Linked DNA regions of Homo sapiens: region 1 is linked to region 2. Evidence: chromatin loops called from intact Hi-C (ENCODE). Cell type or tissue: PC-9. All regions are shown on one strand. Links, peaks and the distances in the headings refer to the core of each region. The heading gives the core; the rest is flanking DNA. Region 1 holds the start of SLC16A3 (solute carrier family 16 member 3). Region 2 overlaps CCDC57 (coiled-coil domain containing 57).

Region 1 (14,397 bases), core at 4,839-12,838, 120 kb after region 2:
TGAACACCCTGCTGAGAATGGAGATGGCCAAAGCCTCCGTGGAAAGCAGTGTGGTGGCTCTTCATGGACAGGAGCGTCGCCCTGGGACCCCCAACTCCGCTCCCACGTTCGTGGACAGGAGCCTCGCCCTGGGACCCCCAACTCCGCTCCCACGTTCGTGGAGAGGAGCGTCGCCCTGGGACCCCCAACTCCGCTCCCACGTTCGTGGAGAGGAGCGTCGCCCTGGGACCCCCAACTCCGCTCCCACGTTCGTGGAGACGAGCGTCGCCCTGGGACCCCCAACTCCGCTCCCACGTTCGTGGAGAGGAGCGTCGCCCTGGGACCCCCAACTCCGCTCCCACGTTCGTGGAGACGAGTGTCGCCCTGGGACCCAGCAACTCCGCTCCTACATTCACACCAAAGAGAAACGAAGACATCTGTTCACACAAATACTGGCCCAGGAATGTCCGTGGCACCACTGTTCACAACAGCCAAAAGGTGGAGATGACCCAAATGTCCATCAACAGATGAGTGAAGAAACGAAACGTGGTCCATCCACATGAGGAAACATCATTCAGCCGTAAAAAGGTATGAAGAGGCCGGGTGTGGTGGCTCATGCCTGTCATCCCAGCACTTTGGGAGGTCGAGGCAGGCGCCTCACCTGAGGTCAGGAGTTCGAGACCAGCGTGACCAACATGGTGAAACCCTGTCGCTACTAAAAATACAAAAATTAGCTGGGCGTGATGGTGCACGCCTGTAATCCAGCTACTCGGGAGGCTGAGGCAGGAGAATCACTCGAACCAGGGAGGCGGAGGTTGCAATGAGCCGAGATCAAGCTACCGCACTCCAGCCTGGGGGACAAGAGCGAGACTCCGTCTCAAAAAAAAAAAAAAAAAAAGGAATGAAGCACTGATAGACCCTCTCCCATGGACGAACATGGAAGGAAGACATGATGCTCAGTAAACACGCTGGTCACAAAGGCCACACCCTGCAGGGCTCCATTCACATGAAACATCCAGGACAGGCCAGTCCACAGACACAGACAGCAGATGGGTGGATACCGGGGAAGGGGGGGTGCTGTGGGAAGGAGGATGGGGAGCAATTACTTAATGAGTGCACGGTGTTTTTAAGGGGTGATGAAAGAGTTTTGAAACTAGACAGCTGGTGGTGGACAACAACGTGAGCACGTCCAGTGCTGCTGAGCTGCCCTCTACCGTAACCGTGTGCTACAAGAGCTCTACCTTAATTAATTAATTATTATTATTATTATTTCTGAGACGGAGTTTCGCTCTTTGTTACCCAGGCTGGAGTATAGTGTCGCGATCTCGGCTCACTGCAACCTCCGCCTCCCAGGTTCAAGCAATTTTCCTGCCTCAGTCTCCCAAGTAGTTGGGATTACCGGCATGTGCCATGACGCCTGGCTAATTTTTGTATTTTTGGTAGAGATTGGCCAGGCTGGTCACCCTATTGGCCAGGCTGGTCTTGAATTCCTGACCTCAGGTGATCTGCCCACACTGGCCTCTCAAAGTGCTGGGATTATAGGCGTGAGCCACTGCGCCTGGACTATTTATTTATTTACTTATTTATTTTTTCTTTTTGAGACAGAGTCTTGGTCTGTCACCCAGGCTGGAGTGCAGTGGTATGATCTAGGCTCACTGCAGCCTCCACCTCCTGGGTTCAAGTGATTCTCCTGCCCTCCTGCCTCAGCCTCCCGAGTAGTTGGGATTATGGGTGCATGCCACCACGTGTGGCTAATTGTTTGTATTTTTTGGTAGAAATTCGGTTTGCTGCACCCACTTTACAGAGCAAGAGACTGAGGTCCAGAGAGGTCCCCACACTTCTTTCTTTCCCCACTTGACCACATTCTTGGAATGACCGCTCAGGATCCAATGAGCATTAGTTCTGAATGTTCCAGCAGCATTGACCCTGTCTCAGTTCTGTCTCCCAGTGACAGAGCGAGAGGTCACTGAGGACATCAAGAAGACCTGGCCAGCACACGACAGCTGCTCTCATCAGACCATGCACACCTACACCCCAACACCTGTGCACAGACACCCCTACACCTGTGCAGACGCACCCCTACACCCGTGCACAGAGACACCTGTGCAGACACAACCCTACACCCGTGCAGACACACCCCCACACCCGTGCACAGACACCTGTGCAGACACACCCCTACACCCGTGCAGACACACCCCTACACCCGTGCACAGACACCTGTGCAGACACACCCCTACACCCGTGCAGACACACCCCTACACCCGTGCACAGACACCTGTGCAGACACACCCCTACACCCGTGCAGACACACCCCTACACCTGTGCAGTCACCTGTGCAGACACACCCCTACACCCGTGCAGACACACCCCTACACCTGTGCAGTCACCTGTGCAGACACACCCCTACACCTGTGCAGTCACCTGTGCAGACACACCCCTACACCCGTGCAGTCACCTGTGCAGACACACCCCTACACCCGTGCAGACACACCCCTACACCTTGCAGTCACCTGTGCAGACACACCCCTACACCCGTGCAGACACACCCCTACACCTGTGCAGTCACCTGTGCAGACACACCCCTACACCCGTGCAGTCACCTGTGCAGACACACCCCTACACCCATGCAGACACACCCCTACACCTTGCAGTCACCTGTGCAGACACACCCCTACACCCGTGCAGACACACCCCTACACCTGTGCAGTCACCTGTGCAGACACACCCCTACACCCGTGCAGTCACCTGTGCAGACACACCCCTACACCCGTGCACAGACACCTGTGCAGACACAACCCTACACCCGTGCAGACACATCCCAACATCCATGCACAGACGCACCCCAACACCTGTGCACAGACACACCCTCACGCCCGTGTACACCCCCAACCCCACATAACCGGCCCTCTCATAACCCTACACCATGCATCACACCCAAACCCCATGACCAACACCCACCACAGGCAGCAGTGTGGTGGGTCAGGCCCCACTGGGCCACGGTGCGGCTTCTCCTGCCCTTTTCACCTCTGCCCCCTACCTGGGCTGCCACTCCCTGGGAAGGACCAGCAGCCAGGTTAATATGTATTTTTCTGACTTTGGGAGGCCAGGCAGGTGAATCACAAGGTCAGGAGTTCAAGACTAGCCTGGCCAAAATGGTGAAACCCTGTCTCTACTAAAAATACAAAACATTAGCTGGGCGTAGTGGCAGGTGCCGGTAACCCCAGCTACTCAGGAGGCTGAGGCAGGAAAATCGCTTGAACTTGGGAGGCAGAGGTTGTGGTGACCCAAGAATGCACCACTACACTCCAGCCCGGTGACAGAGTGAGACTCTGTCAAAAAAAAATAATAATAATATGTATTTTTCTGTGAGCCTGGACAGGTTCTCTGGGGCGAGTGAAGGGAGGGCGCAGATTTGGGCCATGGTCCTGGTCCTGGGTCTAGGCTCTGTGTGGTGGAGGGCACCAGCCTCCCCTGGCACCGTCCTGGCTGCATCCCCCATCCAGCCTGGGCACGTCCCGCCACACGCCCCGCGTGGGTCTGGAGTCTGGGGACGGTGTGGCCACAGGTGTGGAATGACAGGCTGTGACAGTTGTGTCACCAGATCCTCTGGGCAGGGAGCTGTAAGGCAGGCAGGGTCAGGAGCTGGGCAGCCCAGGACCCCAGGGAGGCGGGGCTGTGGCTCGGCCGGAATGTCCTTCCCCGTGACTCGGCTTTCTTCCCCTGACCCGGCCAGTCCTGGCCCCAGTCCTGTCCATGGGGCGGCAACTGGTGCTGGGTGGTACGGCCAAGACTGGGTCAGGACGGGGTGGCCCTGCTGGGATCTGGAAAATGGTGTGCGGGGTTCCCAAGGACGCAGGATGTGGGCTGTGTGGCTCCCCCGACCCTGGAAGGTTCCCTGGGACCTGAGATCTGGCCCTGATAGGTCCGGGGGCCTGTTCTGCCACCCTCCCTGGGGCAGCGGCTGTGGTGACCCTTGGAGAAAAGCCTCTCCGCATTTCCTAAGTCATTTCAGGACACAGAGGTAGGGACTCTCGGGGCAGCCCATGGGGAGGAAGCAGATCCCAGCCTCCCCTTCCTGCCCGCCCCCCTCCCACAAAGGTTGCTCTTGGAAAAGGTGGGACTGCGCACCCCAGGGAGCTTAAGCCTGCCAGGGAGCAGGGTGGGAAGGACCTGGGGGCCAGGCCCCTAGGAGGACATTCCAGGGCCTGGAGGGCCCTGTAGCTGGAACTGGGAACAAAAGGAAGTTGGGGCAGCCAGGGGCAGGTGGAGGCACCTGGGTCTGGGGGAGAAGTCAAGACTGGGGGCTGTGGGGTCAGAGGGGGGCGTCCTGTGAAGCTGCTCACTGGCCAGGGATGGTGCCACCTGTCCACACCCCCACCTCCTTTCCTGCAGAAAAGGGCGGCCTGGGCCTGGGGTCTGACCCAGGGCCACTGTGGGGGAGCAAGCGTTGGAGCCAGGTGTGGGGTGGGTGCTCCCAACACCACCCAGAGTGGGGTGCAGAGATGCGGACACACGTGGCCTTTCCCACCCCTTCCCGCAGCTCCAGACCCCCAGCGGGCCAGGGGATCGCACCATGGCCAGAAGTGCCTCTCCCCTGCACCATCGCTGTCTCTGACACATCCAGGGTTGTTGAGGGAGGGGCATGACCCCCAGAAGGCATCTTACCCGAAACCAAAGTGGTATTCCGTGCCCAGGTGCCCCTGGAGCCCTGTGTCAGATGGAGCCTGGCCACCTGGGCCCTGGTGCCAGGCCTGGAATGCCCCCCGCCACCAACTGCTGGGCCTTTCTAAAAGCTGAGCACTTGGAGGTCAGGGGTACCTCATGCTACCGGAGTGCCAGAATCCTCGGAGAGGGGCCCAGGGTCTCGGAGGCTCTGGCCCCACCCCACAGCGTCCTGTTCTGTCCAGGCTCCGGGTGAGCTGTCCCAAGTGGCCTGCTTGATAGCTGCGCTGCCTGTTTCCTCTGGGTAACAACCTGGCAGGCCCCCAGCCCCAGCCCCCAGCAGCCATCACATCACTGTGACCACTCTGTGGTCTTCCAGTCCCCCCAGTCAAAGCCCACAGACTTGACCTCTCTGCTGGGAGCCAGTGCTGACTGGCCTGCCTGCTCCCCTCCCCTCTGAGGGCAGGGAGGCTCCACCCCAGCTCTGGGTGGACAGTCCTGGGGCCCACACCCAGGGGAAGCCATGCCTAAGAGGGGGCCAGGCCTGGGGGTCAGAACCAAACCACAGGTGCTCCCTGGGACCCCTGGAGGGATGACTGGGCGTCTTCCCAGCTGGGAGAAAACCTGGCCCTGGCAGGGGCGCCCCTTTGTCCTTCAGGAGGCAGGAGGGGGCAGTGAGGTCCCAGGCTCTCTGGCTCTGTCTCCCTCCCCCTGTTGCTGCTCTACGGTGGGGGTTCAGGGTTCAGGGATCAGGGCCAAGCTGTAGGCAGATGTGGAAGGTGTCTCGGTGGCTTCAGTGGGGGCCCCAAGCCCAGCTGGCAGGCCTGGTGACTCAACAATCTGGGATGGGGAGCACGGTACCCTCGCCTCCCCGGCAGGCAATACCCCATAGGGGACCCATTCCCGCAGCTGTCCACGGTGCCTCGCACCCCTCTGCTGCTCTCCCTCCTCAGAAACTGATGAATCGCCTGGTGCAGGAAGATGGGAGCACCACCTGCCCTGGGCGGGAGCACCACCTGCCCTGGGCGGGAGCACCACCTGCCCTGGGCGGGAGCACCACCTGCCCTGGGCGGGAGCACCACCTGCCCTGGGCGGGAGCAGCACGGGCCAACTAAGTAGAGTCTTCATCTGTGAAGTTGGAGGCCCCCTCACCACTTGCCACAGGCCTGTGTTCTGCTCACAGGCACGTGCCCTCATCTTGATGTTTGGGGATGGGGGTGGTTGGGCCCCAGGTAGGGGTGAGGGCCAGACCCAGCCTCTGTGAATGCCAGCGGGAGGGTGGGCTTGTAACATTACATAGAAAGAACAGGCGGCCTTACTGGACCTGATGTCCCGCAAGGCTGGGCTGCAGATGGAGAGCCAAGGCCCACACGGCCTCACTGTCAGGGGTGGCCTCCCCTTGCCCTCTGGAGGGGTCCTCCATTGATACCCCCTGCCTCCTTTGTGTGTGAAGGCACGGGCTTACCAGTGCCTCGGTCCCCGAAGCCCCCGGGTCCGGGAGGGGCCAGTTAAAGCATTCCTGTGGCCCTGGCAGGGTGGCCCTGACAACTAGACTCCTTGGTCCAGGCCAACAAAGGCCTTACTCCCTGGAGCCACCTCAAACCTCAGCACCCAAAGCGGCCCGTTATTTCCATGTTGCAAATGAGAGAAAACAGGCTGGGAGAAGCACCTCACGAGGTCCAGCGGGTGGGCAGCCCTCGCCTCCCCGAAGGTGGGAGCCGCCCCGGCCTCCGCGTCGGGTTCTGGGCCGCGAGAGGGGCGGGGCAGGGGCGCAGGGCTGGAGTCGGTGGCTTTGTAGGGCCCCGCAGGGCGCGGAGCCACCTGGGGAAACGGAAGTTCAGGGAGGGCGAGGCCGTGCCCCACATCCAGGCAGCGCAGGCCGCGGGCCGCTCCCCTAGCCAGGAAGAGCCGCCGTCCGCACCGGGACCGGAGAGGAAGCGGAGGTCTGAAGGGGGACAGGTCGGACGTGGCCTCAGAGAGGGAGGATGTGGGCCCCGGAGCTGAGCCAGGCGGCCGGAACCCCACGGGACCCGCGCGCACCTCCCCACCAAAGGGGCCCCGGCGTTGGGGGGCGAGGGGTCGCTGCCCTGGAGGACGTTGGGACCTGCCGCGCTGCGCTCCGAGGCGGGGAAACGGAGGGACGGCGGGGCGGAGGGGCGAAGCGAGCCTGGACTCCGGGGGAGGCGAGGCCGGGAAGACCCAGTCCCGAGGAGCAGAGGGGGCGGGCCAGCTCCGGGCCGGGGGCGCCGACGGGGCCGGTTCCGGTTGGGGGGGTCCCTGGGCCCGGCGGGGTTGCGGGACGCGCCGTCGGGGAGCTGCGGCCCGGGAGCCCGTCCGGAGGCGGCGCGGGGTCCGGGCGGGGCGCGCAGGGGCGGCGCCAGGCGGTGACGTGCGCGGGGGACGTGCCGCGCCAGCGACCCGAGCACTTAAAGTCGCCCCCGGCGCGGAGCGGACCGGCAGAGGCGGGCAGAGGCGGCGAGAGGCGGCGAGAGGCGGGCTGAGGCGGCCCAGCGGCGGCAGGTAGGCGCGGCCGCGATGCTCGCGCGCGGGCCGGGGCCCAGGAGCTCCCCCGTGCCGGGCAAGGGGGCGACCTCGGGGTCCGCGCTCTCACCCCCACCCCGCCCACTTTGTCCATCAGGTCCGGGGGCGCCCGGGGCATGGACTAGCCTTCTCGACCCCGAGCGGGCCCCACCGAGGGCTCCCGAGAGCCAGCCGCGCCCCTCCGCGCCCTCGCATACCTGGCTGCCCAGTCTCGTCTCCCCCGGTCCGGCCCGGCGCCCACCCGTCGGGCTGCCCTCAGGGGCTGGGCTCGGGCCAGGAGATGGCTGCGCCGGCGGCCAAGCCCGGTCCGGGTATAAATAGCTCGGTCCGCGGTGGCGGGGGGCGCGGGCTATATTTGGTGGGGCTGCTGCAGCCCTCCCTGTATGGGTGGCCTCCCCGAGGGAGTGGGGAGCACTTGCGCTCGGGCCGTGGCGCTTTCCCCTGTTCGCAACACCCTGAACACTCCCCGACCCACACCCGCCCTTGGGCAATGACTAACAGCCCGAGACCGTGCAGGGAAGTGGGGGACCCTCTCCAGAGCCAGGCTGGGCTCCCTGGGTTCGCCCTACCTCCACCCCTGGCCCCCAGCTCGTGGGAAAACCAGGCGCAGCCTTTGGTAGCCTCCCACTTCCTAACCCACGCCTCAGTTTCCCTATACGAAAAGTGGGTTGGTCAGGAGCCTCCCTGGGTGTTGGGCCAGTCAAGAGACAGGAGCCGCAGAGTGGAAGGGAAGCCCTTAGCTCTGGCCGGGGCCTCCAGGGGTGGCTGGAGTCGGTGAGGGACGATGGGGGGAGCCGAGGGGCGGCTGTCCTCCTCTCTGTCCCAGAGGCATGGGCTGAAAGGGTCCCTCTCCTGGTGATGGCCAGAGTCAGGCCTGCTGGGCGGGAAATGGCAGTTGGCCCACCCCAAGGCCCAGGGGCTTGTCCATGCTGAGCACAAGGGTGGGAGGTCTTGTGTCTGTTGGGGCCGGGGAGTCCAAGGTCCCAGCTTCACTGCACAGGCCTGGAAGTCAGGTGGGTGCTGGCCTGACCCTGCTGAAGGAGGGTCTATTCCGCCAGCGTGGTGTGGAGGCGGCTGGGCTCGACTCCCTCATGGAGGGAAGGAACTGAGGAGGTGCTAGGAGGCCGTGGGGGGGTGTCTGCCCCCAGAGAGGCTTTGAGTGCATGGGGGCTCTGCCGTGGCACGTGCAGCGTCTGTCCCCCAGGGCCCCATGGTGTGGACAGAGTCTGGGGTGGGCACCTGGAGGCCTGGTCTCAAGGCAGGCTTGGTAACGACCCCATGTGACCTTGGGCAGGGCCCGCCATCCAGGCCACCCAGAAAGCCATGTGGCCTGCACGATCAGGCCAGACCCCACTGACTGGAGCGGGGCACTTTACTTTGGAGGGGCAGCTACCAGAGGGCTCTATGGATCCCAGCCCAGCCGTCAGGCCGGACGGGTCCCCCCTACTGGCCTGCAGTGACCCTTATGCCAGGCTCGGCTGGCTCAGCGGTGGGTCCTGGGGTGACCTGGCCACGTGGGACAGAAGGGCCTGTGCCGCTCCCTCCAGTGAGGTGCCAAATGTGGGCCACACTCTGGGCCCCAGCGGGGGCCTTCCGGGCAGTGGCGCAGAGCCATTGGAGGTGCCCGGGCCCTGGGGCAGGGGCGGGGCGGGAGCAGACAGAGCTCAGGGCGTCCTCCTAGCGTCACCTGCCCGAGTCAGGCCCATCTGTGAAATGGGCCACGCCGGGCAGCCGCACGCAACGGAACCGAACCGCCGGGCTCCTGCTCCGAGACCCGCAGTTCACGAGTCGACGCCCCCGAGTCCCGAGCCGCGCCCACTGGTCCCACCTCTGCAGCAAGTGGAGTCGGCCCCGCCCTGTGGCTTCGAGGCCCCGACGCCTGGCGCGGCTCCCGGGCTCCGCTGACCCCGGTGGACCCGCGCGCCGGCAATTACGGTAGCGTCCAGTAGGGCGCCTACTGCGGGCAATACGGGGGCTCCTCCCATGGCGCGGTCACGTCCCCCACGTCCCGCGGCTGGCGGGGCGGGGCCGGGCGGAGCATCCTTCCCTCCCCCTCCCCCGGGTGGGCCCCGCCCAGCCTCGACCACCCGCGCCGACCCCCGCCCGCAGAGCCGGGAAGCCGGAACCCGCAGGCGCCCTCCAGCCGTCCCTCCGGCCCGGGCGGGGATTGCGCCGAGGAGGGGCCTCTCCTGGCGAGGGTGGAGTTTTGGGTTCCCCCCTTCGCCCCGCACCTCCCGCCTTCCTGCCTCCTCCCGGTCTTCACCTTCCCCCCCGGGTCCCCACGACGCCCGCTGGGCGGCGGTGGGGTAGGGGGCGCCTCCTGACCCGACTCCCCTTCCAGCCTTGGCCTTCAGGCACTGGCTTTAGGGTGGAGGGGCGGCCTTGCGGGGTCCAGGAGGCCTCGGAGGTGGGGGACGGCGGCTCTGGACCAGCTCCGGCCCCCACCACCTCCCGGCCCCAGGGCGGTGACAGCCTTGCGGAGAAGGGGTCTTCAAAGCTCTGAGACCCCGCAGTGCCAGCTCAGGATTGAAGCCTGCGGCGGCACATGCAGCCTTCCTTTCCCAAAGGGGACTTGCGCCCAGCCCCACTTGGGGCACCAGTGGGGGCTCCTGGCCCTGGCCCTGGGTGGGAGTGGCCAATCCGCAAATGAGGCCTGTGTGTCTGCCCCGCCGGCCCCTGCCGTCGTGATGTAAGCGGACACAGAGCGGCAGGGCACGGGCTGCGCGAGGGGTCTGCGGGGGTCAGAGGTGGGGCGCAGGGCCCAGGCCTGGGGCAGCCCCTTGCGCAGCGTCCACCCCCTGCAAGCTCGGCCCCGACACCTTTGCAGGCGCCTGGGGCGGGGCTGCCGGGAGTTGCTCACTGCTCCTTCCTTGTTTGCACAACAGGGGCTGCGGGGGAAGAAGGGAACTGAGGGAGGCCCCTCCCCCGGTGCAGCGCCCTCCCGCCCTCGGCACCCCTCGGCAGCCAGGCGCTGGCCACAGAGGCCGCTTCCTTGGTCCTCAGGCAGCTCATGGGATCCAGGAAGGAAACGAATTACCCTTTTCCTGCCCCGCCTCCTGCCTGGGCCACAAAGGCAGGGCCAAAGCCCATCCTTCAAGGGCTGGAGTCAGTTAGGTAACAGGCCACGGGCCCCGGGCTCAGGCCACTGCACGGACCCAGGGAACGGGCTGACAGTCCAGCAGAGGCCTCAGCGAGGCGGCGGCGCTGCGCACAAACCTGAGGACCTAGGCGGGTGAGGGGTCTGCAGGTCCAGACGCCTGAGGGGAAGCATGCCAGGGTGCCCAGTGCCCCCCAAGGTGGTGGGCGAGGTTTCTGGAGAGGTCCCGGAGGAGCGGGCTTGGGCAGCAGGGGTCAGGTTCAGGACCCTCTGTGCATGAGTCCAGGTTGACTCTGCAGGACGGCATTTCGAGCCACCTGGCATGGCGTTCCAGGCCTGTGACGGGGCAGTGCAGGGGTCCGAACTGGCAGGCACCCAGGTCCTGAGGACTTCATGGTCGAATCCTGGTCTAAAGCCAGGGGTCCTTGCAGAGCCCTGCGCCCTGCACCCTCGAGGGAACTGCCTGCAGGAGCCCCTGGCTTGGGAGGGCGCATGGCTGTGGGACGCAGGGTCTCCTGCAAGGGACTTTCCCACCCACCCCTGCCCCAGGCCTCCCGCTCAGCTTCCAGCAGCCTGGGGTCGTAGAGCCTTTGGGGGACCTGCTCTCCGGGCAGCCCCCACCTGGGAGATCAGCTTTCTCATCCCAGAGGCCAGGTTATTTCTGGGTGGGTTGGCATGCTTCCTGGGGGGCGGCGGGGGGGGGGTTGGTAAATGTCAGGGGAAGGCCAGCCTGTGGCGTGTGCCCACGGAGAGGCCAATGCTTGGTGGCTGTGGCGTGTGCTCCAGGCAGGACAGCCCCAGGGTTGTCCCTGGAACACCGGGCAGTCTGTACCTTGGCCCATCACGGTGCCGGGGTTATCCTGGAAGATGGGGAGTGTGGGCCATTATTTTGTGCCCCTTCCCCGTACTCTACCTCCTGTGGAATCCCTTGCCCCAAGCCATGTGGGCAGACAGCTGGCTCCAAGTCAGCCCCTGGACACCAGGCTGGAGTGGGAACTCCTGGAGCCATTTCAGCATGGCTGGCACCACAGGCTGGGTGAGGACAGACGATGGTGCCAGGTTGTGGTCTGGGGGCTTGTCCAAATGCCTCATCTTGACACAGAAGATGGCCCTCCCCACATGAGCGTCACGTGGAAGCCACAAGCACCTCAGGTCTCAGAACATGCTGTGCTCTCCTGGTCAGTGAGTCCTGGCACTGCCCCAACCCTCTGCCAGCCCTCCTTGACACTAATTCAGGGGCGCCGCGTCTCCTGAGGGTGGCCACTGTCCCCTGCCTCCCCACACGCCCTCGTCTGTCTCCTGAGGACCCTGGCGGGCTTCAAACCCTGGGTCTGCCTGCGTCTCCCACCCCCGCTGGTGCAGCCAGGGAGACTCAGAGGCCTTGGTACCTCTTTGTGTTTTGCAGGGGGAACCTGGGGTATGCAAAATGTGTCTATTCCTGTTTGTTGTATACACATTTCCTTCCTTGGCCTTGCATGGCCTGTTTATTTTTAAAAGTGCAAACTTGCAACCCCAAACAAGCTGGGGCCCTGAGGCCGTCAACCCCTCCAGTCTCCCCTGTGACCCGCAGTCTGCGTCCTGTTCCCAGTTTCATTCCTCAAGTGCATATATTTTTATTTTTTTATTTTTTTTTTGAGACAGAGTCTCGCTCTGTGGCCCAGGTTGGAGCGCAGTCGCGCGATCTCGGCTCACTGCAAGCTCTGCCTCCTGGGTTCACGCCATTCTCCTGCCTCAGCCTCCCGAGTAGCTGGGACTACAGGCGCCTGCCACTGCGCCCAGCTAATTTTTTTTATTTTTAGTAGAGACGGGGTTTCACCGTGTTAGCCAGGATGGTCTCGATCTCCTGACCTCGTGATCCGCCCGCCTTGGCCCCCCAAAGTGCTGGGATTACAGGCGTGAGCCACCGCGCCCGGCCTCAGTGCATATATTTTTAATATCTTGTAGTTACCCTGCTGTATACTGTCATCTTAGGGACCTTTTAAACAATACCAGTATGAGCGGGACCTACCCTGCTGCTCAGTGACCCCAGGCAGTGTGTCCTAAGGTGGTGTGTCCTGAGGCGTGCGACACTCTGTCCTGTCCCAGGCACTGTGGTGGGGGCATCCGGTGTCCAGGTGCAGAGGCAAAAGCTGCTCCCGGGTTTCCCAGAAATGGTTCCGAGGCCTGGGTCCCAGAGAGCCAGTGCAGGTTGGGGGGTGGACCTCTGGCTCTGTGGGGGGGTCTGTTCTGCTCCAGTGGGCCGTGTCTGCCTTGTCATCATCCAGACAGCCACAGCTGGCTCCTGGGTCCCCTCGTCAAGCAGCATTTCCCAGTAACAGTGACTTCGTGGAACACTTAGGAAGCCCTTAAAAACCATCCTCGGACCTCTGAGGCAGGGACTCCAGGGGGCACAGCACCTGTGGTGGGGACAGGCAGGCAGGCTGGATGCGGGGAGGGCCCGGGAGGAGGAGTGAGGAGCCACGCACGGAACTGCTCAGACTCTCCCAGCAAAGGTCCTGGCCCTTGTGCATGCCTTTAGTTACATGTCTGCCTTAGAGGCAAAGACGAGCCGTCACGGGGGACCCACCGGGTCAGGGGTCTGCGGACACGCTTGCAGGAGGAACCCAAGGAAAGGGGGTGGGGGTGGAGCCCCACAGATTGCGTCGTGGGTGGGCGTGGAGCTTGCACAGCAGGCCTGCTGCTGCCTCCCAGGGCGCTGGTTCACAGCACGGTCCCAGCAGGGAGAGGCTGAGCCGGTTGGACTAGACCACCCAAGGTCTCAGGTTGCAGCTCCCTGGTGAGGAGAGGACAAGGTGACTTCTGGGTGGGGTGGGGCATGAAGATGGAAGTCTGACCTCGGGTTCCAACTTGACTCAAACGAGCTGAGCTCCTGGAGTTTAGAAAGGGACACCAGCTTCAGACATCGTGGGGGCTGGCATGGTTTGCTCTCGTGGGCTGGATGGGAGCCTCCCTAGCCCCTCCTGATTTCAGGCTGCAGCCTATGGGTCACTCCAGGCACAGGTGGGGTGAGTCAAGATCTCACTGGAGGAGTCACTGAGCAAGAGGGCCGGTGGGAGGCAAGGGGGCATCCAGGGACAAGGGGCCAGCTCTGCCCCCACTTCCCCACCCCACCCACTCTAATACTGCAGCCCCTGTGCTTCCAACTGCCCCCTCCAGCCTGGGGCCCAGCCCCTCACCGCCAGAGACTGCCCGCCTCCTCTTGGGCAAGCTCCTGGTGGGCTCCACTGAAGCCAAAGTGGGCCCTTGGGGGCAGGAGAGCCAGAGCAAGGCACGCTCCACCTAGATTTAGACCGGGAGAGACCTGGAGGATGCCAACCCCAGAGGTCCTGGGGCGAGCTCAGTGCTGGGGACCGGAGGTGCCGTCTGCTGCCAGAATCATGGTGTGCGTGGTCCCTGCCCAGCACGGGTCAGCCAGAGCGAGCCAGGGCAGAAATGACGGCCAGGTCGATGTTCCTGTCGGGGGCTGCTTGTCCCAGGAGGTAATCTGAGTCCTGGCCGAGCCCAAAAAAGCCACTGCCCTTTAGAGCCAGCTGTGAGGGTGCAGGAGGCAGTGCAGAGGGAGTGGGACCCACAGCTGCTAGCCTCCCTCCAAACCCTCCTGCCTCCACCAGACACCAGGTCAGGGGGCCACAAGTGTGGGTGCCGGGCAGCTGCCCCTCAGCTGAGCTGCCGGGCCACCCAGCTCGTGTCCCTCCCCTGCCAGGCTGCAGCTGGGATGGTCACCCGGGCAGCCTGAGTCAGCCTGCTTTCTCTCTCAGGTGAGGCGGAACCAACCCTCCTGGCCATGGGAGGGGCCGTGGTGGACGAGGGCCCCACAGGCGTCAAGGCCCCTGACGGCGGCTGGGGCTGGGCCGTGCTCTTCGGCTGTTTCGTCATCACTGGCTTCTCCTACGCCTTCCCCAAGGCCGTCAGTGTCTTCTTCAAGGAGCTCATACAGGAGTTTGGGATCGGCTACAGCGACACAGCCTGGATCTCCTCCATCCTGCTGGCCATGCTCTACGGGACAGGTGAGGGTGGCCTCACACCGGGCCCCCTGTCCGGGGCTCTGCTGGCGGATCCTGCTGGGCGCGTGTAGCTGGGCTCAGCAACAGGGCCTTCCGCCTGCTCCCCAGGGAACC
Region 2 (14,397 bases), core at 1,321-9,320:
CTGCACTCTGCTGTGGGCAGAGTGTGACCAGGCCTGGGGGGTGCGGGGGACAGAGACTGGGCTCCTGAGGAGTGGGGGTGGGATATGAACCCCCCCCAGTCACCATCCTGCCGGTCGCAGAGCACTGCGTCCGTGTGATGAACCCCCACCCCAGTCACCGTCCTGTCGGTTGCAGAGCACTGCGTCCGTGTGATGAACCACCCCCAGTCACCCTCCTGCCGGTCGCAGAGCATTGTGTTCGTGTGGAGGACACGCGAGGACTCTTGGAAGTGCTTTTTGGCGGGGTAGTGCAGTGTGTTCCGGGCGGACGGGCGTCAGTTTACGTGTGCGTTTCTCATCCTTGCAGGTACCTGGCCCCGGGCACTCAGGTGGCAGGGACATTTTGCTGTTATCCTTCGTGGGGGTGGACGTGGAAGGCCCAGCAGTGACCGCTGTCCCCGGTTGGCCCCCACCCTGCCAGCACCTGACATGCACACCCCAACCTGCATGAGGCCCAGGTGCCCACCTGGCTTCCAGGGGTCACCTTGGCCCGGTTCACTGGGATCCAAGGCTCTCACTCCTTCTGGGAGGGCCCCTCCCATGGTACTCTCAGGAGACGCCTGCTTTGTGGGTGGGCTTTCTGATCTGCCCCCTACCTGCTACCAGGCTCTGAGGAAGGCCACACTGTCCCCAACACCACTGGTGTGCAGATGGCTGTGGGTGGTGACACGGGCAGGCCAGGCTCTGGCACAGGCACTTGATACTGCATTTCCCAAGTAGGACAGATAAACAACGCTAAGGCCAAGCAGACGCCCCAGGGAGGAACCTGGTTTTAATGGGCCCTGTGCTCAGGGAGGCCTTCAGTCAGCAGGGTCGCCTCAGCAGCATTTGGGAGCCTGCCCTGCAGCTCCCTGCCTCCACCCTGCACGCTGTGCCCACACCCCCCCACAACACGTAGGTGAAAGCACAGGCACCATGCGGAGGCCCCGAGCACCCCTTAGTGGGGCGGGGTGGGGGGAGGAAGTCAGTCCATAATGTTGTAGTTACGGATCTTGGGGGGCCTCTGGCAGCCTTTAGCTTTTGCAGGATGAGACCGGGAGGCTCCTGTGGTCTTGGCCTTTGCCTGGGCTGCTGTCTTCATCCCTGGGGTGGCAATGCCTGCCTGCATCTTGACGGGCCTCCTGTCGGCTGCTGGAGGAGCTGGGAGCTCTGTCAGGTAAAGAGGAAAAAACAGCATGCATCAGGATGGCAGGGGGAGCAGGAGGCTGTGCTCACAGGCACTGCACAGGTGCAGCACTTCCGTGTTCCCGGCCAGCGGGGGCCCTGTGACCCTTGGCCTGGCTTTCCTCCAGGAGTCCGTGAAGGCCAAAGGATCCTGGAGTGACCAGAGAGCTGTGGCCTCGCCTTGCTCAGTGGGTCCTGCTTGGCAGGGACTGGGCCTGCCCCTCCACTGGGCACCTGGACATGTGGCTCTGAAAATGGTCCTGTTGTGACCATTTCGTAATGGGTCCCAGGAGGGGGCAGGGGTGCTGTGTGGTAATGGGTCCCAGGAGGGGGCAGGGGTGCTGGGGTAAATGGTTGACTCAAAGCTCCTCCCCCCAGGCTGCCCCGGGTGTCCCTACCATCTGAGACACATTGCCTGCCCCCGCCTCCCCGATGGGCCAGCAGTGCCAGGCTTTTGAGGCCAAAGGAAAGGCCGTGCTGGTGGGCACCACGTGGCCAGGCACAGGCCAAGGGCCCAGGAGTGCGCTACACACAGAGGCTGGGGCCTAAATGCCAGATAGCCCTTCCTAAACATCGGCTAAAACCATCTTCGCAGAGGGGTGTTGTAGGTGATCTTCTTTATCTGGCCAGTTTTTCTCTATTTTTCATTTTTTCAATTAAGAATGTGGGGGTTTTTTTTGGTAAAACAACAGCAAAATGTTACTAAAAATCCATGCAAGGGCTGGGCTTGGTGGCTCACGTCTGTAATCCCAGCACTTTGGGAGGCCGAGGTGGGTGGATCACCTCATGTCAGGAGTTCAAGACTAGCCTGGCCAACAATGGTGAAACGCCGTCTCTACTAAAAATACAAAAAATTAGCCGGGCACGGTGGCGGGCACCTGTAATCCCAGCTACTTAGGAGGCTGAGGCAGCGGAGTCGCTTGAACCCGGGAGGCAGAGGTTGCAGTGAGCCGAGATTGCGCCACTGCACTCCAGCCTGGGCGGACAAGGGCAAACTCTATCTCAAAAAAAAAAAAAACAAAAAAAACCCCACAGTAAGATGTGAGCTCAGCGTCCACTGCGTGGCCACACTGTGGCTGGGGTGAGGTCTAGAGGACTCCAGCACGTGGCTGAATGTGGCCCAGTGGGCAGTCTGGACAGGCTGACCCAGGCAGGTCAGCGGGCGGCCAACGCCTCCTGCTGGAGCCCAGCCTGTGTGGTCTGCGTGCAGCCTGGGTGACTGGGAAGCGTCTGTGCTTTGGGGACACCGGCAATGACGCACTCTCAGCTGGGCTGCGCAGTGCCCATGGGGGCAGCCACACACTCCCAGCCCTGGCCCTGGGCCCCTCTTCCCATCTCAGCTTCTTCCACTCCGATCCACTCTTGGGGTCTCAAGACACCCGGAACCAGTCTTCCTTTTCCTGCAGCCCCGTTGGGGTCACACAGTCCCTGGCCCCCTGCTGGGGTCCTGGGGGGCCCTGGACGCTGCCTGCTCCCTTTGTTTCCAACCCCCAGAGGAATTCCTCCTCTTCACACAAAGGCTACCACCCTTTATCTCTCAACAATAAGCCTGCCTGACCTCCTGGTCCCGGCCAACGCCCCCATCCCCACTCCCTCCCCCCACCCCCCACACTGGCTGGCAGAGGGTGGGGTATCCCGTGGAAAGGGCTTCCTGCGGGGAAGCTGGTCCTCTGACCAGGCCCTAGTGCTCCACTGTGACCCTGAGGCATCTCCTCAAACCCAGAGGCCTTGGTTGTCCCTCTGTAATGCTCAGGGATTCTGGGGGCTTTGCCCGGCTTGATCCTCCTCAGACAAAGCCTGTGGGGATTTTCAGAAAAAGTGAGCTGAGGGAGGGGGGTGAAGGGCCTGCCCCTTTGCCTGGGAGGCCTGAGCTGGCCCTGCTGGGAGGACCCTGGCTGTATCCCGGGGCGAAGCAGGGAGGTGTGAGTGGGTCACAGTCCCCGGGGCAGGGAGGGGCAGGGAGGGGCAGGGAGGGTGAGCTGGCCCCCTCCCCAGGGCAGGCCGGCCCCTAGCTCAGAATATCCACTTTACAGGCTCTGGTTTCTTCACTGGTCCTTTTCCTGCGGAGCCCTCCTCAGTGATGGTGGCAGGGAACTGGCCATGAGCCCAGGACCCCAGGGCAGCGGACAGCCCCAGCCCAGCCAGTCCTAGGTCAGAGGCACGGAGCTGGATGTGTCAAGGCGGCTGCCCCAGGCGTGACTCCCTGTGACCCCGGATTCTTCTACCTGATGCTAATCTGAGGTCAACCCAGTAACTGGTGTGTAAAAACGCTCTTGGCCTCCACCACTCTCTGCCCCGCCTTCTCGCCTGACCTGTTTTGCCGAGCCTGGCCGGGATTTCTCTTTCTGCGTTGGGCTGACTGGGCCGCAGGGAAACCATGTGGACACACAGTTTGCCGGGCACAGCGTGAGGAACGCGCCTCTTGGGTCCTGCACCCCTCCCCCACGGGCTGCTTGTGCTCTGGCCCCGAACTGAGCTTCTGGAAAGTTCCTGAAACATCCAAGGCCTTGCAGTGATTAACCAGGGGAGGGGGACTGGGGCCTGCTTGCCCCTCCCAGGCTTAACCCCTCCCAGGTCCTGGTGTGTGCTGAGGCAGGGCCACCCAGGCTGGGCTCCGTCCCCTCAGGCGGCTGCACCATACTTGGAGGGTTTTTTAAATTTTTATTTTTATTTTTGAGACGGAGTCTCACTCTGTCGCCCAGGCTGGAGTGCAGTGGCGTGATCTCAGCTCACTGCAAGCTCCGCCTCCCGGGTTCACGCCATTCTCCTGCCTCAGCCTCCCGAGTAGATGGGACTACAGGCGCCCGCCACCACGCCCCGCTAAGTTTTTTGTATTTTTAATAGAGACGGGGTTTCACCATGTTAACCAGGATGGTCTCGATCTCCTGACCTCGTGATCCACCCACCTCGGCCTCCCAAAGTGCTGGGATTACAGGTGTGGGCCACCAAGCCCGGCTTGGAGGTTTGAAGCTGGTGGAATCTCAGGGAGGACATAGCCTGTCCTATTGCAGGGAAGGTGCGGCCCTCACTCCCGTCTCAGCCTGGGGGCATGAGAACTCTGAGCACAAAGAGGACGGAGCTGGTCCCCAGCTTTCTGGCCACCCTGTGAGTTTCTTCTCCTGCACCTGAGCCTCAGCTCAGCTCTTGACCAAGTTGGCCTCTGGTGGCTCATTCTCCAGGCTGCTCCGGGCTCTCTGGGTGCCCCTGGGCACACCTACGTGGCTTCCTAGGGCTTTGGGAAGGGCCAGACGGTGAGCCCACGCCTTCCCTGGTTCTCCAGAGCCTGCCTTGGGGCTGGGGAGGGCCTGGCCCTGATGGCAGCTCAGGCCTCAAGTCCATTCTGTGGCACAGAGGCCCTTCCGTCTCCCTGTGGCCTCCGCTGCTCTGTGTGGTTCACCCCTGCTGTGTCAAGGGCCCTTGTTCTGCTGAACCCCCTCTGGCTGCCACAGGGGTCCTCACGCACCCAAGATCAACCCTTCTCAAATGCATCTAGTTATTTCCAAGTCTCTTGGGAACAAGGCTTTTCCCACCACTGTCAGCACGGCACCCAGGCCTTTAGTGCAGACGGTGACAGTGAATGTGACTTGACTCCCCCCACCCCGAATCTCCAGAAGCTGCGTGCACCTTTCCAGGGTCCCCACGCCTGGGAGGCTCACAGGCCACGCCCACCCGTGTCTCCCCAGCCTGCGTCAACCCTCACCTGCTAAAGTCTCCTAATGGACACCCCCACCCCTGAGCTCCTGGAGCTCAGCCCTGGGGGGTCACCGTGGCCCCGGGGCTGCCTTTGTGGGACTGAGTGTGACAACAGGAGAGCAATGGGGTACAGGGGGAGGGAGGCCCACGTGATCTGGTTCCCACGGTCCCTCCACAGGGGGACACTCCGGGCCTGCTATGTCCAGCTGCCTTCCCCACCTCACTGGCACATGGAGCCTGGAGCCCCCACTGGGCAGATGCACAAGAGGGGAGGGTACTGGACATTGCATGCTCCAGGGCTCTGGGCAGTCCTGCCACCCATCACTCAGCCTGGTGAGGCAGGGCCAGCAGGAAACCCCAGATCCTTCAGGCCCCGCCTGCTGGCCTTTGGAGCAGAGGAGAGGTGGGCCCTCGGGGGCCTGGGCGCCGACCACAGGCTGACCCCTTGTTTCATGCCAGCACCTCCTCTGGGCGCCTGTGGCTACTCCCCCAACGGCACTGGCAGGTCCCCTGCTGCTGCTGAGCCTGCCCAGGCCTGTCTGCTACAGCCTGTCAGTGTTGCCCAATGTGGGCCCCATCCCAGCCCTTGAGAGGAGTCACCTAGTAGTGGGGTGCAAGCTGGAGCCCCAAGGAAGGGAATTCAAGGGAAACACATCGTGGGCATAAGGCTTTGAGAGACGTGGGTCTGTCCCTACCGGAGGCTGCATCACGGAAGGCGGGCACACAGGCCTCACTTGGGCGAGAAGAGACCCAGAGACGCATGGCCTTCCTCCTGGGCCGGCTCCCGACCAGAGCCCATCTGAGCTCAGCCCACAGGAAGGGGAGGTGCCAAGAACCCCAAGCACAGGTGGCTGCAGGCTGGTGGGTGCCGAGGAGGCCACTAGGAGGCTGAGACGGTGAGAGCCAGGGCCAGGCAGTGGCCTGAGAGCTGGACAGCCTCTGGGTATCTCCACACCCCACCCTTCTCCTGCCTTTCAGAAGAGTAAACGCAGGAGAACGCCCTGAGGCCCCGGAAGGAAAGTGACAGGCAGCGGCTGAGCTGGGGCGACAGGAAGTGGCAGCTGTCTCCGCTGTTTCGGAGGCATGGGAACTGTTTCCTGGTCCTAAAGTGAGGAATGCTGGCCTCATGCCCCTTGGGCCAGGACTCTGCACTGAGTGCTGAGTGCCTGGGCTGGTGTTTAGACGACTCGTGGTCTCTGTTGGCACTGTCTGGGGACAGCAAAAAGCAGCAGGGGCCAGTGTGCAGGGGAGATTCTGGGTAAAATTCATGAAAAGGGAACTTTCAAAAGGGGCCCATGGGGCCTTCCCAGGTCTGCCAGGCCAGCTTACAGCTCCAGGTGGGCACCCTAGCATCTCAGGGCCATAGACCAGCAGGTCACCGCCATGTCCCCGGGGAACAGCACTGCCTGCCACTCACTTTGCCTGAGACCCGTGTCTCAGGGCTGCTCCCTGCATGTCTTGGCAGGAGGGCGGACAGCTGGGAAGGAGGCCACACGCTCCTCCAGGGAGCCTGGCTCTGCAGGAGCTACGCCAGCCACACACTTATCAGCTGCCCGACCTGCTCAGGACACTGAGGGCCACATGCCTGGCCAAAGGCCTCTCCCCACTCCCTCTTCTCCCCTGGAGACCAGGCCCCTGGAGTTGCTCTCCAGAGATCTGGGCAATGACCCTCTGGATCCCAGGGTTTTTGGTTCCCCTGGGAAAAGAGGCAAAGGCCCACACACCTGCAGCAGGTTGGGGGTGGGGGGATGCATGGCACAGTGGCTTGGCACCCGGGTGGGGCACAGATGCCGCGGGAGTGGGGAGTGGGGAGTGGCTGCCTCGAACCCTGCTGTGTGGCTTGTCACCCTCCATGGCGTCTCTGCGCCTCCGTTTGACTCCAGCTGCACGGCACACGGGGCGAGGTTAGCATCAGGGGCCAAAGCGGACCCCCGCCAGAAAGGAGGAAGAGGCCCCCAGGTAGGTGCGTGCTTCTGGACCTGGCGCTCGGCACACTGTGAGGATGGGCGGATGGAGTTGGTCTGCAGGTTCCAGAATGAATGGGGCCCTGTTGTGACAGGAGAAGGAGGGCAGCCTGGGTTGAAGAAACACCCCCTGCTGTCCAACAGCTGCACTGCCCGCTCCCCTGGCAACACCTGCCACGTGGACTGGAGAAGACACATTAGCCCTTGGGCTGGAAGTCGTGGACCGGCGTCCACCTGAGATGGGACTCTGGGAGGGAACAGCCGCCGGCCCTCCTGCCTCAGCTGCTCTCAGCATCCTACAGTGCCATCGGGTGCTCTCAGGACAGATGCCTACAGAACAGGCTTTTCTAAAGAAAGGGGGTGGGCTCCAGGGCCCAGAGTCACGGCACGGACGAGGGGGCTTTGGATCACTCTGCACACACCTCAGGATGGAAGTCCTGGTCAGCAAATGCATGAGCATTTCTGGTGGACCCACCTGCTCCTGGGGCAGGCTGGTCTCTATCCCCATTCCCAATCCCACGTGCCTCCTTGCCTCTGTCCACGTGATGTTGGAGCAGCAAGCCTTCTCCAAGCTCAGAGTCAGAGGCCACAGGCCACTGTCCCCTTGGCCAGGCCGCAGTCCTTGACTCTGGAGCACTCGGAGAGCAAGTGGCAGAGACGAGTGACCTGCGGCCGCTCTGGCGCTCTGCCTCCTAGTGAGATGAGTGTCATGGCTTGCCCGGGTCCTGGAGTTGTGCTGAGAGAGCACCTGACCTGTGATCCCACCCCTGAAAACGGGCTCCTCTGTGGACAGCCGGGCTGTTCTTGCTCCTCGAAGGAGTCCCCCAGCCCCTCAGGAAAGAGGTTCGGCCCTGGTCACAGACTGGGCATAAAATCTGCATATTTATAGCAGGGTCCGCCGAAAGCCTAAAACAACAGTGAGTTTCAGGGCAGGATCTCTCTTGCTTGTGTTGCATTGGTGTCATGTTATCGCTGGCTCTGAGTTTTAAAGGGAAATACACAGGGTAGTGCATGTGACGGTGTCCAAGACGCACAGCAGATTTTCATTCACAAAAAAATCTGACCACAAGAGCTAAACGGAAATACCTTCCGCTGTCCTTCCCAAGTCACAGAGCAAACACCTCAGTTCCCAGGGGTCCGCATCAGTTCTGGTGGAGGCGGTGACTGTGAGCGTGACCAGCTGGGCTAATTCGTCCTGACATTTAGTTGGGACAGCTATAGTTTCCTACCTCTATGACCAGAGAGTGAAGCGTTTCACTGAAGAACTGTGGCCGGCGTCTCCAGGAAAGGAAGGAGCCTCGCTTTCTCCAGGGCAGGGGCAGCGTGGGGCGGGGCAGGCCGGGTGTGTCTGTGGGGAGTGGGCGCGTGCTCACACTCTTTAAGCTGCGACTGCTTCCTTTAGGACAGAATGAAGTTCTTCGAGGAGGCCGATGAAGACAGAATATGGATAAGGCCAAACCTACACAAAATCCTTCTACATCTTCATATCAAAACATGTTAAACATAAACCTCCAAATACCTACAGGGATACAAGCACAGGGCTTCCTAAACAGGCGGGATATGCAGCCTCGTTCTATCCCAGGCCCACACAGAAAGTGTTGGGGGAGTCACTGAAGGAAGGAGGAGAAAGAGCTCAGAAGAAGCCATAAGAGAGCAAGACATGGACAGGAAACCAAGTGGCCCCAGCGCCCCGCAGGAGAGCTCAGACTCCAGGGCTGGGGTGGCGCAGAGCGGGGCGTGTGGAGCGCATGCCTGCGAGGGGCCTACGAGGCGGCTGCGAGGCATAAGGTTCTGTGAGCCCGGTGTGAGCTGGCAGATGTTACCACAGGACAAAATTAGAATGTGTAACTTGTAAAACAGCAGAGAAAAACTTGATTTCTCCCATGTAAAACAAGAATGTAGGAAAATGAAACAAATGGAAAATAAATAATATGGAGATTAAGTTCCAGTAGACAATAGTTCAATGGATATTTATAGATGAGTAAACTGACTAATGAAAAAGAATTCTTAGATTGAACTTTTTAAAAATAAAGATCCGGCCAGGCGCGGTGGCTCACACCTGTGATCCCAGCACTTTGGGAGGCTGAGGCAGGTGGATCACGAGGTCAGGAGATAGAGACCATCCTGGCTAACAAGGTGAAACTCCGTCTCTACTAAAAATACAAAAAATTAGCCGGGCGTGGTGGCGGGCACCTGTAGTCCCACTTACTCGGGAGGCTGAGGCAGGAGAATGGTGTGAACCTGGGAGGCGGAGCTTGCAGTGAGCTGAGATCGCGCCACCGCACTCCAGCCTGGGCGACAGAGTGAGACTCTGTCTCAAAAAAATAAAAAATGAAAAAAACAAAAGATCCAACAATAAAAGATCCAGTTAAAAAGACAGAAAAAGTAAAAATTAAAAAATAAAATAGAATTAGGCAGAAAACGTCATAAGAGGCAAAGAAGTCTGTTTTTTTTTTTTTTGAGACAGAGTCTCACTCTGTCACCCAGGCTGGAGTGCAATGGTGTGATCTCAGCTCACTGCAATGTCCACCTCCCGGGTTCAAGCAATTCTACTGCCTCAGCCTCCCGAGTAGCAGGGATTACAGGTGCCTGCCACCACGGCCAGATAATTTTTGTATTTTTTGTAGAGATGGGATTTCACCATGTTGGCCAGGCTGGTCTTGAACTCCTGACCTCAAGTGATCCACCCTCCTCGGCCTCCAAAATGCTGAGATTACAGGCGTGAGCTGCCATACCTGGCCAGAACTCTGTATTTTAAAAGGTAAGACTTCAGATGCAGAAAAAAGAAAAAAATAAATAAAAAGGTACAACTTCAAAACATGTCAAGTACTGACGGACAGAGCTGCAGGAAAGAGGTAACTGAGAGTAGATGAAGCTGTTAACTCACCCATGTTCCTCAAAAACAAACAAACCCATGTCCTCCTGGCAAAAACTCATTCATCAACGGGGACTGGTTGGCTTGAGTCATGAGGCACAGGAGGTCTAACCTTACAGGTAGATGATTCACTTTCTCTTTCGGCAAACAGACCATGCCTAGAATCTCATCATACCAGGCCACAGAGCAAGTCTCAATTCATTTCAAATGTAACACAATAAAATTTGAAACCAACATCAAAACCTCTCATCCTGCTTCTGCTTCAAAATTGTAAAACCTACTACTGAATAATTTTTGGTTATAGAGAAAATCATAAAATGAATTATTTATGCCGGGCACGGTGGCTCGCGCCTGTAATCCCAGTACTTTGGGAGGCCGAGGCGGGCGGATCACCTGAGGTCAGGAGTTGGAGACCAGCCTGACCAACATGGAGAAACCCTGTTTCTATTAATAATACAAACATTATCTGGGCATGGTGGCACATGCCTGTAATCCCAGCTACTCGGGAGGCTGAGGCAGGAGAATCGCTTGAACCCTGGAGGTGGAGGTTGCGGTGAGCCAAAGAAAAAAAAAAAGAAAAGAAAAAAGAGCATATGTGCAGGAGTAGAAATAGACAGAAGACAGCCTCATCATCTCCTCAGCACAAAAACAGAATCAAAGACAGACTTTGTTTGTTTGTTTTTTGTTTTTGTTTTGTTTTGGGACGGAGTCTTGCTCTGTTGCCCAGGCTGGAGTGCAGTGGCGCGATCTCGGCTCACTGCAAGCTCTGCCTCCTGGGTTCACGCCATTCTCCTGCCTCAGCCTCCCGAGTAGCTGGGACTACAGGTGCCCGCCACCATGCCCAAGCTAATTTTTTTTGTATTTTTTTTAGTAGAGACGGGGTTTCACTGTGTTAGCCAGGATGGTCTCGATCTCCTGACCCTCGTGATCCACCCACCTTGGCCTCTCAAAGTGCCTAGGGCCCTTTTTTTTTTTTTTTTTTTGAGAGGCTGTCTTGCTCTGTCGCTCAGGTTGGAGCGCAGTGGCGTGATCGTGGCTCACTGCAGCTTCAACCTCCCGGGCTCAAACGATACTCCTGCCCCAGCCTCCCAAGCAGCTGGGACCACAGACATGTGCCACCACATCCAGTCTTCTTATCTTTTAAAGCATGTTGGGCCTTGTTTTGAAATAAAGTTAGGTTATATGTTTTCTTGTTTTTTGTTTTTGTTTTTTGAGACAGAGTCTGCTCTTTCACCCAGGCTGGAGTGCAGTGGTGCGATCTCGGCTCACTGCAACCTCTAGCTCCAAGGTTCAAGTGATTCTCGTGCCTCAGCCTCCCAAGTAGTTGAAATTACAGGCACCTGCCACCATGCCCAGCTAATTTTTGTATTTTCAGTAGAGACGGGGTTTTACCAAGTTGGCCAGGCTGGTTGTGAACTCCTGACCTCAAGTGATCCATCTACCTTGGCCTGCCAAAGTGCTGGGATTACAGGCGTGAGCCATGGTGCTCGCCTTCTTGTCTTTTAAAGAGTGTTGGGCCTTGTTTTGGGTGAAAGTTGGGTTATGTGGTGTTTTTTCTTTTGTTTTGTTTTGTTTTTTGAGACAGGAGTCTGCTCTGTCACTCAGGCTAGAGTGCAGTGGCGCGATCTCGGCTCACTGCAACCTCTGCTTCCCAGGTTCAAGTGATTCTCATGCCTCAGCCTCCTGAGTAGTTGGGATTACAGGCATGCACCACCACACCTGACTAATTTTTGTATTTTTAGTAGAGACGGGGTTTTACCAAGTTGACCAGGCTGGTTGTGAACTCCTGGCCTCAGGTGATCTGCCCACCTCGGCTTCCCAAAGTTCTGGGATTACAGGCGTGAGCCGCCATGCCAGGCCTTGGATTTCTGTAGCTGCAGTTTCTCAGGCAGGTTCTAGACGAGCCTTCACTGCAGACAGCATCAGCCCTGTTCCCACGGTGTGGCTCCTCCTGAGTCTCCACTGAATGTCCACAGTGATCACTGGGGACCCATCCCCCTGGCTGGAGCTTCAGTATGTCATGACCGTGTGCGAGGTCTGGAAGTTGTTCACCTTACATGCTCCTTTCTCCTCTTTGCCTGGCTTTGTGGAGTTTTCTTCTATACATGTACAGGCTGGTCCTCAGTACAGACTCAAGAGAACCCTGTGCAGATTTCTGGAGCTCTTTTCTGCAGTTTCCTCCTTGCGGGATTCTGCCCTGAAATGCCGGCTCCTTCTGTGTCCCCAGACCCTAGTGCAGTCTCAGCTCCGTAAGGGTGCTCAGCTTTGCTCAGGCCCTGCTTCCCTCCCTGTGCCGGCAGCCCAGAAACGGCCTTCAGGCAGAAGGCCAGGGCCCCAGGGTTCACCTTGCCTGTCTCCCTTCCAACAAGGGTGGCGGTCTTGTCCGGGATCTCGGACTCGTCCAGGGTCTCGGTCTTGTTGGGGATCTCGGTCTTGTTTGACCAGTTGTCCAATGTCTGCAAACAGTTGTTTCATATACTTTGTCCAGTTTTCTAGTTGTTCATGGAGGAACATTAAAGTCTGGTCCTTGTAACTACGGCCTGGCCAGAAGCAGAAGTGAGTGCCAGCCGTTGTGTGGGCATAGAATAAATATTATCAGAAAGTAAGCCGATTTGGTTATTTCTTAATGTATTTACTTTGTTCTAAAAGTTATTTCAACACAAGTTACTTTCCTAAGTGGCAGTCATGGTTTCGTCACTACAATTTCAAGAAAAGAGCTAACAGACATCTACTTGACCATCTGTTTCTCAGAAAGTTCCAAGACTGCCCTGTCCTTTCAGAAGCCACAGGTCATGATAATCAGTGAAGGCGGGGGGCTGGGGTTGTCCGTGCCATTCAGGGCACCCCAGTGCTCCCTTCTTGGCCAGAGCACTGGTTCTTGGATTCCTGTAGCTTCAGTGACAAGGTGCTGTGGGGCTGTGCATCCAGCCTCATAAAATGTCACCAGCGTGACCTGCTCTCTCAGTCACAGCTTGTCCTGAGAGCAGCAATGGGACTAGAACGACAGGAGCAGGTAGTGAGAAACAAGAGAGCAGGGTCCTCTCCTTCCTGGACAGCAGGACTGTCCTGATCCCACTGCAAGGCTGCTGTGATGGTGACCAGTGAGGCCCGCGCTGCATGTTTTTGCACACTGAGGAGCTGCCTCCATTCATTCCCCCTCGCATTCCTGGAGCCCACGTGCTCCTTACCAAGCTCGCCTCCTGGTTCATGTTTGGGTGAAGGGCTCCACTCCACGCCAGGCTGGGCGTGGGGCCCACACCTGTCATCTCAGCACTTTGGGAGGCCAAGGCGGCAGGACTGCTTGAGCCCAGGAGTTCGAGACCAGCCTGGGTGACATAGTGAGACCCCATTTCTACAAAAAAATAAAATAACATGTAAAAAGATTAGCCAGCTATGGTGATGTGCACCTGTAGTCTCAGCTACTCAGGAGACAAAGGCAGGAGGATCACTTGAGCCTGGAAAGTTGAGGCCACAGTGAACCAAGATTGTGCCACTGCACTCTGGCCTGGGCAACAGAGCGAGAATAAAGTAAATAAATAAGAGCCCCAAGGCCCCCTTGCCTGCCCTGCAGCTTGGTCTTGCAGCTATGTTGGGCTGTCCATCTCACCTTGGCCATCAGGAGCCTGACGTGCACCTTCTAGTGCAGGTTACCTGGGCCCTGAGGGGGTTCCCTCGTCAGTACACAGAGTGACGCCACAGATGGAAGAGTGGACTGTAACGTTCCCTGCGCGTTTACAGAGGAGGTACAGACTGTTCTTCACTGTCCCCGTTTCTTAACATGTCACAGCCGGCTCCTCACCCATCCATGGCGGGGCCATCCCGACCTGCTCTCCTGAACGAAATGAACGAAAGCCCTGGGTGTCATAAGAAGCACAAAAGTGCCTGCGGAGGTGGGGGCCAGAGGCAGCATGGGGACTTCTGGCTGGGTGAGGGGGGAGGGACGGGGGCGTGAGGATGAGCTGGTGCTGAGGCCAAATGCTCAGGGCATGTTTTTATGTCTTGGGAGCCCAGCTGGTCCTGCAGAGGCCAATCACACTGAAATGCCACTCTGGCGTTCTACCATCCTTTCAGGAAAGGCCCAGAACAGTCTCAGCTCAAAAGCACAGGACCCCAGGCAGGGGAGGGAGGGAGTGTGTCCTCGGCGCCCACTGGCTCCTGAATGCAGAGGCTGGCAGCCCCTGCAGGGCCACAGTGACTAGGTGGAGGGCGGCTGGAGCTCGGCTGTCACGATCCCGTGCTCTGTCTTCTCAGTGGCGAGGTGTGGGAGTGGAGACACGCTCACCCACAGCCACTCCACCCCCAGGCGTGGTCCCACTGGAGCCCACCAAACCTCTAAAATTGTAAACATGACTCTTAGCTGGAGGGCCACCTGTGGGGCAGGAGTGTGCCATGATTTGGCCCATACTTTGTTTGGATTTACTTAGTTGCCAATATTTTGAAAAGGAAACACTTTATATATAAAAAGAACAGGATTTCCAGCCTCTCTCAGAAAAATGGGAAGACAGGCTTGTTGGCCCCACACTGCCATGGAGGGCGGCCCTGGGGTGGCACTGACATGGCCTCAGAAGACCAAGCCCGCCCGCAGGGACACCACTGCCCCCACTCCACGAGGCTGGCAGTCACCCTGTGCATGGGCACCTAGTACCTTCTCTGCAGAGGAGG

The links. Peaks named below come from ENCODE experiments on the same cell type or tissue, not always from the same donor. Only the 100,000 strongest peaks of a DNase experiment are listed, where the experiment ranks them.
Region 1: a loop joins it to region 2, with 4 times the contacts of the local background. A loop is called at or near these places in 4 of 110 quality-filtered maps.

What each region holds. Positions count from the first base shown.
Region 1 is chr17:82,221,946-82,236,342 of GRCh38, forward strand. SLC16A3 (solute carrier family 16 member 3) reads left to right here and starts at 7,097. Exons shown (of 5, transcript NM_004207.4): 1 at 7,097-7,161; 2 at 14,038-14,286. The coding sequence starts at 14,064. RefSeq lists silencers at 6,153-6,382, 6,473-6,552, 6,603-6,742, 6,903-7,222, 7,343-7,502 and 4 more and an enhancer at 14,300-14,397. In PC-9, for the core only: a CTCF peak has its summit at 9,123; DNase peaks (open chromatin) are centred at 7,086, 9,080 and 10,156; H3K4me3 peaks cover 4,825 bases; H3K27ac peaks cover 1,929 bases.
Region 2 is chr17:82,100,679-82,115,075 of GRCh38, forward strand. It overlaps CCDC57 (coiled-coil domain containing 57), which reads right to left. Exons shown (of 19, transcript NM_001394669.1): 19 at 792-1,188. The coding sequence ends at 1,004. Among named protein-coding and RNA genes, the nearest start is that of FASN, 9.6 kb to the left of the region's middle. RefSeq lists enhancers at 3,185-4,098, 4,099-5,012, 5,294-5,343, 5,384-5,713, 5,944-6,333 and 2 more. In PC-9, for the core only: CTCF peaks have their summits at 5,780 (motif pointing right) and 5,980; DNase peaks (open chromatin) are centred at 1,333, 3,483 and 5,823; H3K4me3 peaks cover 1,229 bases; H3K27ac peaks cover 4,520 bases.